Linked DNA regions of Homo sapiens: region 2 is linked to region 1. A link is a loop called in an ENCODE intact Hi-C map of the cell type or tissue named here. Cell type or tissue: prostate gland. All regions are shown on one strand. Each heading gives the region's core, and the rest is flanking DNA. Links, peaks and the distances in the headings are about the cores only. Region 1 overlaps KCTD5 (potassium channel tetramerization domain containing 5). Region 2 has its middle 24 kb from the start of ABCA3.

Region 1 (8,319 bases), core at 114-8,113:
AGATCTCTAGAAAAATGATCAAAAGCAGGTTTCTTCTCACAGCCAAGCTTCCTGGACATGGCAGTTCATTACATCTCGGGAAAACGTAAATCATTTCTTCAGCTGTCAATACTGTGTCCCTCACATCCTTGAGCCTCGTTCTTGCAAAATCTGAAAAACACCAAATGCATAAAATGAGGACTTGGGCTGAGGAGGTGTCCCTGACCAGGCGCCTGCTCCAGAAAACAGAGCCCACAGGCCTGGGGTTAGCTCGGGGAGCCCCGGGAACCCAGCGGCACTGGCCAGGGTCTTGGGGACTCAGCTGGCAGGCCCAGGACCTTCACCGGGGTGTCTGGCACATCTCCAGGCCCCACACAGGGAGCGCTCACTGTGCATGGCAGCCCCTCCCAGACCCACCCAAAGGCGCTGACTCTTGGGCCTCTCAGCCCACTCAGTCCTGGGCCTCAGACATGAAGCGCAACTCGGCCCGCGGGTCCCTCAGCAGTCCAGTCCCCCCTCCCCAATTAAGTCTCTCCCTCTGTTCCTCCATGCCCACTGCAGCCCCCACCCCCACCCCGACGCCCGGACCCTCCTGGAGATGCCCCTCACCCAAGCCCTCGGCCCTGCACCTCAGCCTGGCCAGCCCACCTCATGTGCTGGCCCCTCCCGACTGCCCCATGGAACAACCACCAGCCCTCAGAGGGCCCTACCCCAAGTGCAGATCACGCTGCGGGGATCCCCTCCTCATCTGTACCACGTCAGCCCTGCAGAGCCCACGGCCCCTCGGCCCCCTGCCCTCCCCACCCTCCAATCTCCTCAAAACTCTTCCTCAAGGTACCCTCCCCACTTCCCTCACCAGTGTCCAGGAACCCCCTGAGGCCACCCCCAAGTCGGCCTGGGCTCCCCTGAGGACAGGCTCAGGCGCTGGCCAATGCTGCTGAGGTGAACTCCCAAAATGAGCCATGGCAGCTCCAGAGACCAGGTGGAGGGGAAATCACCCCACGCTCCCGAGCAGAGAGCTTCGGAGCCAGCCAGCCTCACTGTGCGTGGCCCACAACAGCTGTCTCCATGTGTCACGTGAGGGCTGCCCAACACCAGGTAGGGCAGCAACGCCCACGCCCTCGCCGGGCACAGCCTCCCAGAGGTCACTGCCATGCCGCACTGACCGGAGAGAGGGCAGTGGTGAGAGGTGCATGCCACCCCAGGCTTGTTCCGAAGGCTCCTGGAGGCCACGTCCCCTGAGCTGCTCAGCCTGACTCCAATACTCCACCCCCCAACAGCTCTGCCGTTCCCAGGCGGGTGCCCCCCAGGCTCAGTGCCCTGGACCACTTCTAGCTCGAGGCTCCCACTCACTCTCCAGTGCCTCGGAGGAGCCCATCCCCCTGTGCGAGGGGCAGCACGTCCCTCCCTGGGCCAGGGTGATTCCCAAGTTTACTGGGATGTCTGGAGTTGACTTGGGGAGACAGTGCAGCCCCCAAGCCCCCACCAGCCCTGTGTAAAACTAAGTAGCGCAGCGGACAGGCCAGGAGCAGTGTGGCATCTGAGCATCCGGGAGCCCCAACAGCTCCCTCCTGATGAGGGCAGGAGACACCCTGGAGACCTGCAGCCAAAGTGCTGTCCTTCGCCCTCCCAAGGCCGGGAGCAGCACGGGCTACTCTAGACAGAGCCTGGGGTGAGACCCATCTTTTCTGGACACACTGTCTCCCTAGGCCATCTTCCACAGGAAGGTCCAACTGCAGACACCAACCAGGGGGCCCTTGAGGCTGTACCCCATGGCCAGACACCCCCACAGGCAGGCAGGCCCGGGTGGCTGAGGGGCTTGCAGGACACGGCTGGCCTGGGAGGCTTAAGCGCATCAGGGATGCCGCAGGATTTGGCAGCTGAGATAGGGGTCTGCTGTCTGCCGCACTGGTCCTGACCCCTTGGCCCTGAGCCTGTGGCCTAAGCCAGACAGGAAGGTCACCCACTAGGGCTGGCGGCACGAGTGGCACTCCCTGCCCAGCCCCCAGGAGGGGCTCTTGGGTTCACGACCACTGATGTCCACAGCCTGGCCTGGCACGGGCACCCTCCAGTCATCCCAACAAACGCCCCAACACTGCCCCTGGGCATCTGCCTCACAGCAACAGCCCCACCACCAAGACAGTGCTACTGAGGATCTACAGCTGGCATGGAGTGCGGACGGCTCTCGTCAACTACAGGCAGGGACAGACACACAGGGAGGGTCTGTGGCAAGGGTCAGCTGGGGCCATGGGGTCAAGGAGGCCACGGAGCTCACCATGACATTCACACTTAATCTGAGCCACTCCCTGGGTGCCCCTGGTCCTCGTCGTCACTCTGGCGGCGTGCAGCGCGCAGTGGGGGAGAAGACAGGCTGTCAGGACAGTGCGGGTGGGCGGGTGCCCCGGGCCCAAACCCCCACGCCCGGTGACCTTCCAGTGAGGCCACGCCACGAGGGGACACACAGGCTCAGGGGCTCTGCCACATCTCAGAGGTGGAAACCTCCACGTGTGAGGCGGCTGCATCTTGCGATCCGGGGCTGGTCCTGTCCCACCATGTGCTGAGGGGCTGAACCCTGTCCAGAGGCGCCTGGCCTCTGGCCCCACTCCTGGCAGGCGGCGCTAGCCCACAGATCTCGGCCTGATAGGAGGGCCTCTGCTGCGTGGGCTCTGTGGACCCCACTGCATTGGCCCCACTGCTGCAGGAGGGAGGGTGGGGCCCTGGGTCACAGGAGGGATCAGCCACGGGGGCAGGCGGTGGATGCACCCATCGAGCATGGCTACGCAATGGAGCCCCAACACCACCAAGGAACCCCCTCCTCAGCCGCCCAGGCACTGGGAGACCCCGGCCTCTGCCCAGGTGCCCGCCCTTGCTGATCTGAGCCTGTCTCTCTCTGTTCCTTGGGAATAAATGGCGGCCTTGAGTCTAAGCGCTCTCAGTGAGCTCTGCGAGTCCTTCTAGCAAGTTCTTGAGGGACTGGCGTGGGAAGCAGGTGTGCTCATGTGTGGACCGCCTTCACTTGCTACAGGTGCAACCCCTCCCGCCCCACCACCCAGGCTCTCCCGCCGCCGCTGACTGAAGTGGGGGACAGCTGCCCAGCAGGGCCAGGCCACACATGCTGCAGGGACACCAGCGACGAGGGCCCACAGCCCATGCGGCCCTGCGCAGCCCAGCCAGGGGTGCCCCCATCACGGTCCTCCAGCTCTGGCCCCCGCAATCCCCCACGGCCTCCTGAGGCTCTGGCCTGAGCTCTGCCTCCTGGGGCACTGCTGACACCACCCCCATCAAGAAGCCGCCATAGCTGCCCCACTTCAGAGCAGGTATTTTTGGAAAATGAAATAGGGCCACATTCTCAACCACAAAGGGATTTGGGGTCATGCCTGGAGCTTCCTCACAGTACAGAGCGTGTCCTTTCTGCAGCTGCCAAGCCACCTGAGGGATAGGAGCCCAGGGGAGCTTGGTTATAAAAACTCAGCTCAGAAATAAAAAACTTCTAAAAATAAAACCATTTAGAAAAGAGCCCTACGATTGCTCCAAGAGGAAGAGAAGTGCCTCCTTGTGACTGAGCTGGGGCTCTCAGGGAGCCAGGGGTCGCCTCCTAGATCCGAGACTCAAATGGAAGAGCATCTCCGAGCCTGGCGGTGGAACCCCAGCTTCCACCCCGGCTGTCCCACACCAGGGCCTGCCCCAGCCTACACTGCCTCGGCCTCGAGGAACGGCAGTGGAGCAGGACTGGCCTCTGCCCACAGCAAGAGCACAACGGGTGGCCAGCGAGGGAGGCTCTGGGCCAGGACAGTCGCCTGAGGTGGAAAGGCTGCCGTGAGCTGGCCGCAGGCCTCCGAGAGACATGCTTGGCGGCCCCACCCCTCTGTTCCCAAGGGCATACCTCCAAAGGCCTACTCGGAGAGGCTCACGGGGACAGTCCTGGGCTGCTGGTGGCCGGCCAGAGGCCCCCAGCCAAGAGTCTGCGGTTGCCCAGGTGTCCCTGGTTTAATGCCACCAGTTAAAAGCCTTCCGGTTCTGGCCTCTCATGGCACCCACTCAACACCCTTTGCCAATGCCCCGAGCCTTCGCCCCAGGCTGGCTCCCCACAGAGCCCGCCCCACCACCCAGGCTCTCCCAGACCCACGCAGACCCCAGCCAAGAGCTCTCCAGCCACCACCTGGCTCTGAGGTCCGGGAGTCCTGCCAGGTGCAGCTGGCCCAGGCCAAGGTCAGATTCTGCTTGGATGGACGCATTTGTCCATCTTGGAGCCTCAACCTTAAGAACGTGCTTAGAGGAAATGCCACCAGAATGGGTCACCTGTGGGCAGGGCCACAGGGCCAACCTGAAAGCAAACGAGGCAGGGGTCCCTGCATTTCACCCCAGCTGCCTGCCCCGCAGAAAACAGAAGGGCCTGAGCCCCCGCAGAGTCTGCGCCGGTGCTGCCAGGCTGGGTGCCGCAAAGGGCCTACTCTGTGCAGCCTGAGAATCCCAGGGCCTGCAGGACACCCTCCTCTCGACAAAGATGAGGCCCACGTAGTGGCTGAGCCAGGGTACCCACCCCTGCACTCAGGGATGGCCCAGACCCCCACCACGACAACTGGACCCCCATGTCCCTGCACTCAGGGATGGCCCAGACCCCTATGACAGCCAGGCCTCAGCATCCCAAGTCCTCACTCACACAGCAGAGGCTGGGCCCGGGGAACAGAGGACCCTGGGTCCCCTGAGACACAGCCCTCAGTGGCATTCCTAAGAGCATGGCCCCTGCAGCAGGCCTGGGGCCCCTTCCAGGAGCAGCTCTGCATGCAGGCTGGGAGGCCGCAGGGGCTTACTGGGAGCCTGTGTCGAGAGAACCTGTCCCACGGGAGACCGTGTGTCCAAGAAGTCAGCAAGGCCACCAGGGGCGGACACCGGGAGCTTGATGAGAATGGCAGAAAAGGAGGAAGGTCTGAGAGGGCAAGAGCCTTCCCCACCCAAGACTGCCCCAGGCCAGGGCCGGCCCAGCACTCACCTTGGCCTTCTCGCTGGGCTCGCTGGCCGTACCGTACGGGGTGTTGTGCAGCTCCTTGGACACCACACAGAGGAACTCGGCTTGGTCTTCGTTCCCATAGTTGTAAGAGGAGCCGATGCTGACCAACTGCAAGGAGACATAGCCTGAGACGCAGCCCAGTGAAGCCTGAGAGACCCAGCCAGGCTGACATGACCAGCCTCAGGACGCGCCTGCCACCGCGAAAGCCACAGCAAAGACTGCCGACGCTTCAGGAAATGGATGGAAAACAAATCCCCGGAACACCTGCACGAGCACACGGGGCGGCACCCCACGCCGTGGCATGGCATGGGGCGAGCTCTTCCTCTGTGAGGACCCTGAGCTTTCCTTGGCGCTTCCAGCTGGGCCAAAAGGGGCTGCTGCCCCAGGGGGACGGAGCACAGACGGGTCCCTGAGCTGGGGCGGAGGGAGGGGGGCAGCGGGAGGAGAGTGGAGGGCGGCTCTGAAAACCTGGAGGGAAGAGCCTGGGACCAGCTGACTGGACCGAAAGCCGCTGGAGGAGCTGTGCTGTCCAGGAGTTCGGCCAGGGCGGGTCTGCTGCAGCCTGCTGGCCACACCCTTAGGCCACTCCAACCTGCCTCCCTCCGGGTCACCAGGCAGGCCAGGCCAATGCAGGTCCAGGGCCAACCTGTCTCTCTGGCCAGGCATCTGGCCCATGGCTGGCTACCCTGGGCCACCAGGCACTTCTGTGCTTTTAAAGGGAAAATTAAAAGGCAATACGCAAATCACAATAAGCATGACAGCAGCAGATGACCAAGCCAAAAAGCAGCTGGACGAGGCTCACACTTTGGCCTCTCTAAGACCTGCGCAGTTGGACCAACGGCCGGGAGAGCAGCCCGCAGCTACCTGCTGCTCCTGTATAGCTGGCGGCTGACCCAGTGGGCAGCAGTGGACCCAGCCCAGTGAGGCGGCCACAGGGGTGCCGGCATGGGCCCAAGCAGCTAAGGGTACCCCTGGGAGCACTCACGGCCATGCCCCCCGGAGCCCCTGTGTCCTCACAGCCACTTCCAAGCCCTGCTTGCAATCCCCTGCTGACCACTGGGGACCCTGGGTCCGGTCTGGCCACCTCCCAGCACCCCGCAGGGTCCCACCCCACAGCCGGGACAGCTGGTCAGCCCAGCGGCTTCCCTACATGAACTGGGAGAAGGGGTCCCCAAGGGATGAAGCGTGCCAAGCAGGTCGTAATCAAGGAAGGGGGAGGACACCCGTTCTTTGCAATGGGTTTGGAATCCACCCAGAAGTGCTAAGGTCGAAGACCTGAAGCTGCCCCGGGAGGCAGGTGCCCACCACGGGCAGGAGACATTGTTCCCTCCCAGCCAGAAGTCACAAGACGGTGGCAGAAGAGCACAGGTGCCACATGGGGACAGCCCTGTTCGCGGACCCCGAGCTGCTGACACGGCTTCCCAGGGCCCCAGCCCCACCAAGGGACAACTGGGAGGTGGGGCTCGCCCAGCAGCAAAGATTTCTGTTCCCGTGGGAGGCTCTGGCACGATTCTGATGAGGTGCAGGGCAGGGACCAAGCAGCTGGTCAGCAGCCCTGTCAGCACAGAGACCCAGAGTCACCCCGGCCCCCGGCCTAGGGGTCCAGGGTGGACGGTGGGACACAAATGTTTTTAGTGACATTTTAAGGGGGGGGGGGCTCCAAGTACCCTACAATGTGATCTATTATTTTGAAAGACTCCAAGGAAAAGGTAGCTTTCATTCAGAGGGACACTGGCTGAGCCTGTCACTCCCACAACCTGGCAGGCGCACTGGGCCATGGACAGAACCTGCCCCAGACAGAAGCAAGTGACAGAGGAAACTCAGGACAGGGAGGGCTGGGTGAGGTCACTGTCCCCACCCTCAGTGTCTGTCTAGCACCAGGAACAGTGGCAGCCAGGTCGTGGGCAAGGGCCCCCCGGTCAGAGGCCATGCCTCACGTGTCCTGAGGTCCCCGATGACAAGCCACAATGCCATGGCACAGTGGCCCATGCAGCACTCAGGTGGCTTCCGTGGAAGCTGCTGAAGAAGGCATGCCCTGCACAGACCCATCAGACCCCACCCGCCGCAGCTTGCCAAAACCAGAGAGAAGGCAACGAGGGCCTGGCAGCACCTTCCAGCATGGGCGGGAAGGGGAGGCAGCCTGGGAAAGGCGTCAGGGCCTCCATATGCTCCGATGGAGTGAGCTGTGGGGGACGGGGATTGCGCTGGATAGTGGGCTGGCCAGGAGGCTCTGGGGACGCCAGTCCCCTCCCTCACACAGAGGTGCCAGATGATGCGAAGAAAGCGCAGCGCTGGGAAGAAGAGGCAGGCCAGGGAGGAGGGGAAGGTGCGGGGCAGAGCCTGAGACACCTCTGCCCACCCCACCCGAACTCCCAAGGCTCCTCCAGTGGAAACAGGGCACAGGTCGCTGCCGTGAGCACCCCCAGAACTGCAGGAAGACGCCAGCAGCAAAGTCTGCATTTCCAGGAGCACTGAGCCCTGAGCCATTGTGAGCACAAGTTCAGCTGCAGCATGGCTGCCACCAGGCTGGCCAGGGCCCCTCACCTGCTCGAACTTCCAGCCGTCGGACATGGTGGACACCATCTGCGTGAGCTCCTCCTCCTGGCACTGCAGCACACGGTACACATGCTTCACAGGCACCTGCAAGGACAATGGGCACAGGTAAGGGCGGGCCACCCATGTCCCACTGCTGCCTGTGGCCCCAGCCCAGGTGACCCAGGGAGGCTGAGGTCCACTCTGCAGTTCTCAGCACAGGGCACGAGGCCCAAAGCAATCCTGAGCACATCCACAAAAGCAAAACACGCGGCCCGAACAGCTGCTGTTTTCTGCTTCCTCGTTCGCCTCCAAAAATATTTCTATTTCTAAGTTCCAAAATAAAATGAGTCATGTTCCTGAAATCCCAAGAGCACCTGTGGCTCGACATGACGACACGAGAGCGTCCACGTCTGCTCCGCACGCAGCAACCGTGCAGCCCTGAATTCATCGGTCGGGAAAGGCTCTGGCAAGCAGGGCCCTGAGAGCCAGTGCCAGACGAAGCTCGCTCCCAGCTACCAGAAAAAGGCTCTTGAACTTGCGCGGCAGCCTGGACTTGGGCCTCCCGAAGGCTGAGCTGCTTCCTAAAACTCCATCCACCTCCTAATCCCCCACCTGCCTGGCACGCTTGCTGTGCCCCTCCAGGCAGCTGTGGTCCTGGGAGTGATGGTGAGCCACCAGGGCCGCCCGCCTGCATGGAGCTGCTCCCCAGTGGGCGGGGTGGCCCCACATCCTGGACAGTCACTACGGAGGACTCAGGCTGCAGACGGGGCTGGACGGAAACGCAGCAGTGAGAAGGG
Region 2 (8,319 bases), core at 28-8,027, 340 kb after region 1:
ATGACAGACAGGGAAAAGGAGATTTTCCCAGACTAGAAATGCAGATAGGGAGATTCATGAGAGGGAAAGGGAGAGGGCCAGCCAAGACCAAGAGGCCTGAAGAACAGGAACTGGGATTCTGCACCAGTGTTGCAGATGGGGCAGGGAGGATGGAATAAGAATCAAGGCAAGATCTAAAAGCATCAGTCAGAGTAAATAAAATCAAAGTGAAGCATCAGCCAATGAACAGGCCAGAAAGAGTTCAGGGATTCCCCCAAAGCAGGAACAGACTCTTTGGAGCTGCACAGACATGCAGAGAGTCCCAAGAGTGTGGATGATTATCTTCTGTTTCTTCTTCATTAAATTAAATGAGACGGATGAAATGCAAAGGATACAGTCAGTGGAGATTGTAATGGAGGCATGTTAGACATAGATCATACAATATGACATGCGTGTTGAACAGGACATGTGTTTAAAAAGATAGAATAGGGCCAAAAGTGGTGGCTCATGCCTGTAATCCCAGTAGTTTGGGAGGCCGAGGTGGGCGGATCACCTGAGGTCAGGAGTTCGAGATCAGCCTGGCCAACATGGTGAAACCCTATCTCTACTAAAAACACAAAAAATTAGCCAGGTGTGATGGTGGGCACTTGTAATCCCAGCTACTCAGGAGGCTGAGACAGGAGAATCGCTTGAACCTGGGAGGTAGAGATTGCAGTGAGCCGAGATTGTGCCATTGCACTCCAGCCTGGACAACAAGAATGAAACTCCATCTCAAAATAAAATAAAATAACCAAATAGGAGTGGTATTTGCAGGTGGAAAAGGGAAGCCGAGAAAATCTTAAACATGCATAAAGCACAGATCATGTTTCCTCCATGATGACAAATGTCACTGCTAAATTGGCCACCCACTGGTCCCTGCACTCCTTGTTCCAGTAAAATGTTTCCATCCTTCCTCCAAACAATTCAATATTGTTACAATCAAATCCATAACTACTGTTTTTACTTGCTCTAGAATGTAAGCAGTTTACTGAATGTCACATTTCTAAATGTAACTCCTTCAACCTCTTCTGAAATGCTAGTTTATGTGCTGGCAGCAAAACAAACAAAACAACAAAAGTGGCCATGCTCTTTTTTTTTTTTTGAGACGGAGTTTCGCTCTTGTTGCCCAGGCTGGAGTGCAATGGCCCAGTCTCAGTGCACCGCCACCTCTGCCTCCCAGGTTCATGCAATTCTGCCTCAGCCTCCTGAGTAGCTGGGATTACAGGCATGAGCCACCACACCCAGCTAATTTTGTATTTTTTGTAGAGATGAGGTTTCTCCATGTTTGTCAGGTCTCGAACTCCCTACCTCAGGTGATCCACCCGCCTCAGCCTCTCAAAGTGCTGAGATTACAGGCATGAGACACCGCGCCCAGCCACGGCCATGCTCTTAACACGCACAAGCTTCGGGGCTTTCTCACCAGGACTTCCCCCAACAGCAAATGGAAATTCCCGGGGTTCTTGGCGTGGATTGGGAGGGTAAAGAAAGGATGTGCACCAGCCTTCTATGTCATCTTGAAAAAATATATTCTTCCCCAGTATAAAATTCTTCTGAAAGTAACTGAAGCGCAATTGATACTTAACCTATGAAGAACAAAGAGAAAACAAATTCGGTTATGAACTCCTGAAACTCAGCAAAGGCACAGGACAGAACAAATCTGTGCTTGATGTCAGCTGTAACAGGATGAAGGATGCCCACACTGGCAGGTGTCCCCTGGGAGACCATGCTGCAACAGTGGTCTTCCCTGTGTACTCTGGAAATTCTCCGTGGTGCAAGCCTGGGAAACATACAGCCGCTCCTGAGCCCCCTTCAGGAATGGTGTGCTGCAGAACAGTTCAGAGCAAGGGCTCTGGAGCCAGACCACCCAGATTCTAACCCCAAATCTCCTACTGAATAGCCTTGACACCTTGGGCAAATTACATAAACTTCATTCCTCAGTTTCCTCATGAGTAAAATGGGGATATTAACAACGTCTACCTCATAGGCTACAGTAGGATTGAACCAGATGGTATCTGTGTTGCCTAGCATTAATAAATGCTTGAAAAACATTGTTGGTTATTTTATTAACATGTCTCTCTCCATCTACCAATAGCCCATGCAACTTCCAACAATTAATCATCAGATACACTGTACAACACAAAAGCTATACATGAGTGGTTTTCCCATCCCAGAACATAAACCAAATATTCCCATGTTTACAACATGAACTTTTCCTTAAACAAACTCACACTCATACCATATCTGAAGTCCATAAGATTATTAGTAATGACAACAATAACTAATCCTTCTGGAAAGTTATTTTGTTCCAGGCTTTGTTCTAAGCACTTTATAGGCATAAAACTCTTTTAGCCCTCACAACAATAAGGACACCGAGGCCCAGAAATGTTTTTCCAAGGTTACACAGCTGGTGAGTTGCAGGGCTGGAATGCAAGTCTGTGGAGGCTGATCTTGTAGTCTGCATCTGTCATCAGGCAGTTTAATATACGCCATCCTGTACCCTCAGGATAAAGGCTTGCTCACAACAAGCCTTCTAAAGAATTTGAAAACTGGAAGGGACCTCAAAGTCTAGGTTGTAAGACATGAAACACAGGAGCCCTTGCATATCTCCTTTGGAAATAAGATGACAAAGCTGCCACAGAGAAAAGCCGGGGGCAGGTCAGCCAACAAGACTGCAGAAGGAACACATGCTCAAGTCTCGGCAGCACAGTACAATTGTTAGAGAAAGGATGTTCTTACCGCAAGTGGCAAAGATCCATTGCTGTCATTGACGCTGTGGTCAAAAACAATTCCTGCCAATATGTAGAAAGCTTTGGGATCATCAATTATATAACGTTCAAACAAAGACACTGAAGAACAGCCTAAAACTACAGAGAGAAAAATCCCATCAGTGAGTGGCTGGTGTGAAGGCAAAGGCTACCCAGCTGCCCGCTTTCTACTTAAGGAGACTTAAGATCGACAGCTGACTGCTCCATTAACTCCAGCATTCGTTCTGCAAATACACGAGCAGAGAGAGACAGAAAATAAGGGAGGTAAGTTAAGGGACATGAATCTCATTATTTCAAGTCATAACTTTAACTGGGAAGTCTATAGTCCCAAGAACTGCTAGCAACTATCTTGGGGCATCAAGAAAGTAATGCTAAGAAGGAAGAGAATTTAAGTGCTGATCACATGATCTGAGACCTGGATCAAGCCTTGTGGTTTTTCATTAAAGAATGAGTTTTGTTCTTGTAGGAAGTTTAAGTTCACTTTTATCCTTTCAAGGCTTGTTTCTAGCCTGAGTTTTACATGTTGATTATTTTATTTTTCATTTCTAGAAGTTCTAGTTCCTTTTTTCTCCCCAAATTTGCTAGGTGACTATAATGACATGCTACCTATAAATCCTTTTACGTTGTCTTTTATTTCTTCAAACCAGCTAAACATAGGGATTTTATAACACGAGACTAATAATTCCATTATCTGGAATCTTTCCAGGTCTGTTTTTGCTGTCTGTTGTCATAGTGATAATCATCCTTGGTGTCCTGTTTCCTAGTATGTTTGCTCACTGACCTTGATACTCTTGTGGTGAGTCTTGAGATACAGAAGGAGGGTACATTATTCCAGGAAAAATATATATTTGCATCTGTCAATCTGAGTCCCACTGTCCCACTTCACAGTTCGAGGGGTTTTTCTTTTCTTCTTTCCTTCCTTCCTTTCATTCCTTCCTTTCCTTCCTTTCTTCCCTTCCCTCTGCCCTTCCTTCTTTCCTTCCTTCCTCCCTCCCTCCCCTCCTTCCCTTCCTTCTTTCTTCCCTTCCCCTCCCTCCCTCCCTCCCTTCCATCTTTCCTCCCTCCCTCCCTCTCTCCCTCCTCTCCTTCTTTCTTCCTTCCTTTTTTTTGACAGCCAAGTGATGTGAATTTGAGCTACAAATCTCAGAGCTAGGACCCTCCCTGCTGTGCTCAGTTCCAAGGCAACATTCAGGCAGTCGGGGGCATGTTTACATCCAGCACAACCTTACATTAAGTACCACCACTACAATGTAAGCATATGGGGTCCTAGATTTAAGGGGAGATAGTCTCATGATATACACCCCACCTTGAATGGGACTTAACTTTTTCTTCTTTCCCTCTGTGCCTTACAAGTCTATGAAAACGAGCATTCGATTTCCCCTAGTATGATGAATGTTTGATCAAAAGCAGTTTAGGGCCTCCACTGATCTCTTTGGGTTCTTTCCTTCATCTAGATTTTTTTTCTTTTTTTTTTGAAATGGAGTCTTGCTCTGTCTGATCTCGGCTCACTGCAACCTCCATCTCCAGAGTTCAAGTGATTCTCATGCCTCAGCCTCCCAAGTAGCTGGGATTACAAGTCGCACCACCATGCCCGGCTAATTTTTTGCATTTTTAGTAGAGACAGGGTTTTGCCGTGTTGCCCAGGCTGGTCTTGAGCTCCTGAGCTCAGGGAATCCGCCTGCCTCAGCTTCCCAAAGTGCTAGGATTACGGGCGCCACTGCACTTCAGCCTGGGCAACAGAGCGAGATTCTGTCTCAAAAAAAAAAAAAAAAGAAAGAAAGAAATTTCATAATCTCATATGTATAAGGTAACTGAATTAGAATACATAGTATTTTAGGATACCAGACAAGCATGAAGCACAACTTTCTTTTCTTTTTTTTTTTTGAGATGGAGTCTTGGCCTGTCGCCCAGGCTGAAGTGCAATGGCACGATCTCGGCTCACTGCAATCTCCACGTCCTGGGTTCAAGCCACTCTCCTGCCTCAGCCTCCCAGGGAGCTGGGACTACAGGTATGTGCCACCACGCCCGGCTAATTTTTTTGTATTTTTAGTAGAGATGAAATTTCACCATGCTGGCCAGGCTGGTCACAAACTCTTGACCTCAAGTGACCCGCCCACCTCGGCCTCCCAAAGTGCTGGGATTACAGACATGAGCTACTGCACCCGGCTGAAGCACAACTTTCAAAACAGTGATTTCCCCACATTTTACCACTGAGGGCATTTTTATTTTTTATTTTTTTAGAGACAGGGTCTCGTTCTGTTACCCAAGCTGGAGTGCAGTGGTGCAATCATAGCTCACTGTAGGTTCAAGAGATCCTCCCACCTCAGCATCCCAAGTAGCTGGGTCTACAAGCATCAACTACCATACCTGGTTAATTTTTTATTTTTTGTAGAGACAGGGTTTCACTATGTTGCCCAAGCTGGTCTCAAACTCCTGGAACTGAAAGCTTTTAAAAGAATTATCCTCACTCAGGCTGGGTGCAGTGGCTCATGCCTGTAATCCCAGCACTTTGGGAGGCCAAGACGGGCGGATGACCTGAGGTCAGGAGTTTGAGACCAGCCTGGCCAATAAGGTGAAACCCCATCTGTACTAAAAATAGAAAACTTAGCCAGGCGTGGTGGCGGGTGCCTGTAATCCCAGCTACTCAGGAGGCTGAGGCAGGAGAATTGCTTGAACCCGGGAGACGGAGGTTGCAGTGAGCCTAGATCTCACCATTGCACTCCAGCCTGGGCAACAAGAGCGAAAGTCCATCTCAAAAAAAAAAAAAAAGGAAAAGAAAAAAAAAATTATTATCCCCATTGAGTGGCACTGAAGCTTGGAGGGAAAAATCTCTATTCACTTTATGCCCTATATATTATTAGAATACTTTTACAATAGCATGTAGAGCAATTATAGTAATTTTGAAAAATTTCTCCTATAAACTACATATTTTGAAGAATGCTATCTACCTAACTACATTAATTTATTCAATAAATATTTATTGAGCACCTACTATGTGCTAGGTACTACAACAGGCACAGTGATGAACAAAACAGACATGGTTCCTATGCCCTCATGGAGGTGGAGTCTAGTGGAGAAAGGCAGACAATACACAGAAGCAAGAAAGTGAATATATATGTAAACATTTATTAAAATTCCCTTTTTGATAGAAAGTATAAAACAGGGTTCTGTGACAGAGAATAAGGCAGAGGTGAGAAACCTAAAACCGATTTAGCTGCTTTCCTAGGCATCAGTTCAGCTGAAACGTGAAGACTAAGAGGGAGCAATGCACAGGGAAGGCTGAGGGCAAAGCACTGTCAGAAGGAACACCTGCTGCAAAGGCCCTATTGGGAGAAAACCTCATGTAGCTGCTTTCTAGGAAGTAAAAGACCAACATGACCAGTGTGTGGGAGCACAATAAAGAGCCAAACTAGATAAGACTGGGAAAAAAGCAGGGTCAGAACCTGGAGAAGAGCTGGTTTTCTTTCAGGGCAATGGGAAGCCACTGAAGGGGTTTAAGCTAGAGACTAGCTGGATCCTATTGAGCTTTTGAAGATCTTTCTGCCTCCACACGGAGACTGGATTAGAATGGGACAAGAGGAGAAGCAGAGACCAGTTAACAAGTTAGAAGCTATTTCAGACCCTCTGACTCTCTGAATGCCTTCCATTTTTTATTAGAGACATATAATTGCCAATCAGACCTTTGGATTAATATGAGATAATAGGTGTCATGATAGTGAGTTAAAAACAAATACTTAACATTTAACATTTTAATTAGCCTTGAAGCCTTCTGACATATATAGACAAGACTCCATATGTTGTTTGAAATAATAAAAATATCTCATGGACAGCTTCCCCCCAACTACCACCTCATAGGCTCTTTAGAATTTGGAGACACTAGATTTAGAATCACTACTGTAAGAACTCTCGGGGAAAAACTTCAAACTGTACTTTATAAAAATGTCCTCCCGATCCTTACCCATATTTACATCTAACCTTCAAACTCAACATCAAAGATCTGTTCCACCATTTCGGTGACAGCCTTCAATGTTTCACTTATAGAAGGGATATAAACTAGTTGAAATCTATTTTTCAGGAAAATTGTAGAAGTCTGGCAACAAACTGATATCAATTGCATGGCAGCTAGTAGCAGGTCTTTTTATTGGAGCACTACTAAAACGAAGATACAATACAATGCAGAAAATAGCAATGGCATCAAGATTTCAAGGACTGCTACCAGAGTCTTCCGTTTCTAAAATAAAAACAAAAGCTAAATGTCAACCCAAAACAGAACACATGTGGTGAATGCTCTTCCATTTAGAACACTTTAATTTCTTCCAGTCTCCCTGCAAAACACACGAAAAAGAAAAACACAGAGTAAGAATTAGCTTGAAACATCTCCTTTTAGCCTTTCTGTAACTCCAATGGCCAGAAATCAGTAACAATGATGTCATCTTTAATAATTACATGACTCATTTGCAGAAAAGGGCCCCTTTCCATGTAAAGTTCTTAATTGTTCTTTAACCCGTTATTATGAACCAATTTAACTTAAACATTCAATCCCCCCCAAGGACTTATATCTTCCCACAGATAACCATACCAACTTTAAGATGAAATCCTTCCAGCGAAGAAGTTTTAACTTTCTGAACACCGTCATTTTCCTAGCTGAAGAGGAGGGCTCATCACTAGTCAGGAAACAAATGAGGGAAAATGTTATGCATAGCACAAAAGTGTTAAGAGTTACTTTTTCGTCCTTGAAAACTTTCTTCTTTGGGGCTTCCAGATCATTGTGATGGACTACTTTTCCTCCTATCATTCTAGGAATTCCTTCTAAGTCTTTTTGCTGATACTTCCTCCTCTTCCCAACCTCTAAATGCACTCCAGGGCTCAGTCTGTGCTCTCCTTAGGTGATCTCACTCAGCTCTTAGATTTGAATCCATCTATATGCTGGTGACTTCTAAATTTGTATCTCCAGCCTAGACCTTGCCTCTGACTCTAAATCCAGATACCCAACTGCCGGCTTAATACTTCCATGTGTTTCATCTAAGTTGACATGCCCAAACTGAGCTTTCTTATTCCTGTTAAAAGATTGTCCTACAGTCTTCTTCACTGTTAACGTCAGTTCCATTCTTTGAGTTATATAGGATTATTATCTTTCTTTTTTTTTTTTTTTTTTAGACGGAGTCTTGCTCTGTCACCCAGGCTGGAGCGCAGTGATGCGATCTTGGCTCACTGCAACCTCCGCTTCCTAGGTTCAAGCGATTCTCCTGCCTCAGCCTCCAAGTAGCTGGGATTACAGGTGCCCACCACCATGCCTGGCTAAGTTTTGTATTTTTTGGTAGAGATGGGGTTTTACCATGTTGGCCAGGCTGATCTCAAACTCCTGGCCTCAAGTGATCTGCCCACCTTGGCCTCCCAAAGTGCTGGGATTAGAGGCGTGAGTCACCTGGCCTGGGCTTATTCTTTTTTAATGACACAGGAAAGCAACATGTTACAAAATGAACTGGTTACAAGCAGTAGGTAGAGGATGACTTCAATTTTAATTAAAAATATATAA

Evidence for each region. Peaks named below come from ENCODE experiments on the same cell type or tissue, not always from the same donor. Only the 100,000 strongest peaks of a DNase experiment are listed, where the experiment ranks them.
Region 2: it touches region 1 in a loop (3-fold over the local background); 1 of 110 quality-filtered maps calls a loop at or near these places.

Annotation. Positions count from the first base shown.
Region 1 is chr16:2,699,129-2,707,447 of GRCh38, reverse strand. KCTD5 (potassium channel tetramerization domain containing 5) reads right to left here. Exons shown (of 6, transcript NM_018992.4): 4 at 7,532-7,627; 5 at 4,970-5,095; 6 at 1-150. The coding sequence ends at 121. Among named protein-coding and RNA genes, the nearest start is that of PRSS27, 17 kb to the left of the region's middle. In prostate gland, for the core only: no CTCF peak of the experiment used is centred there; a DNase peak (open chromatin) is centred at 3,867.
Region 2 is chr16:2,360,244-2,368,562 of GRCh38, reverse strand. It overlaps the pseudogene ABCA17P. Among named protein-coding and RNA genes, the nearest start is that of ABCA3, 24 kb to the right of the region's middle. RefSeq lists an enhancer at 1,289-1,638. In prostate gland, for the core only: no CTCF peak of the experiment used is centred there; no DNase peak of the experiment used is centred there.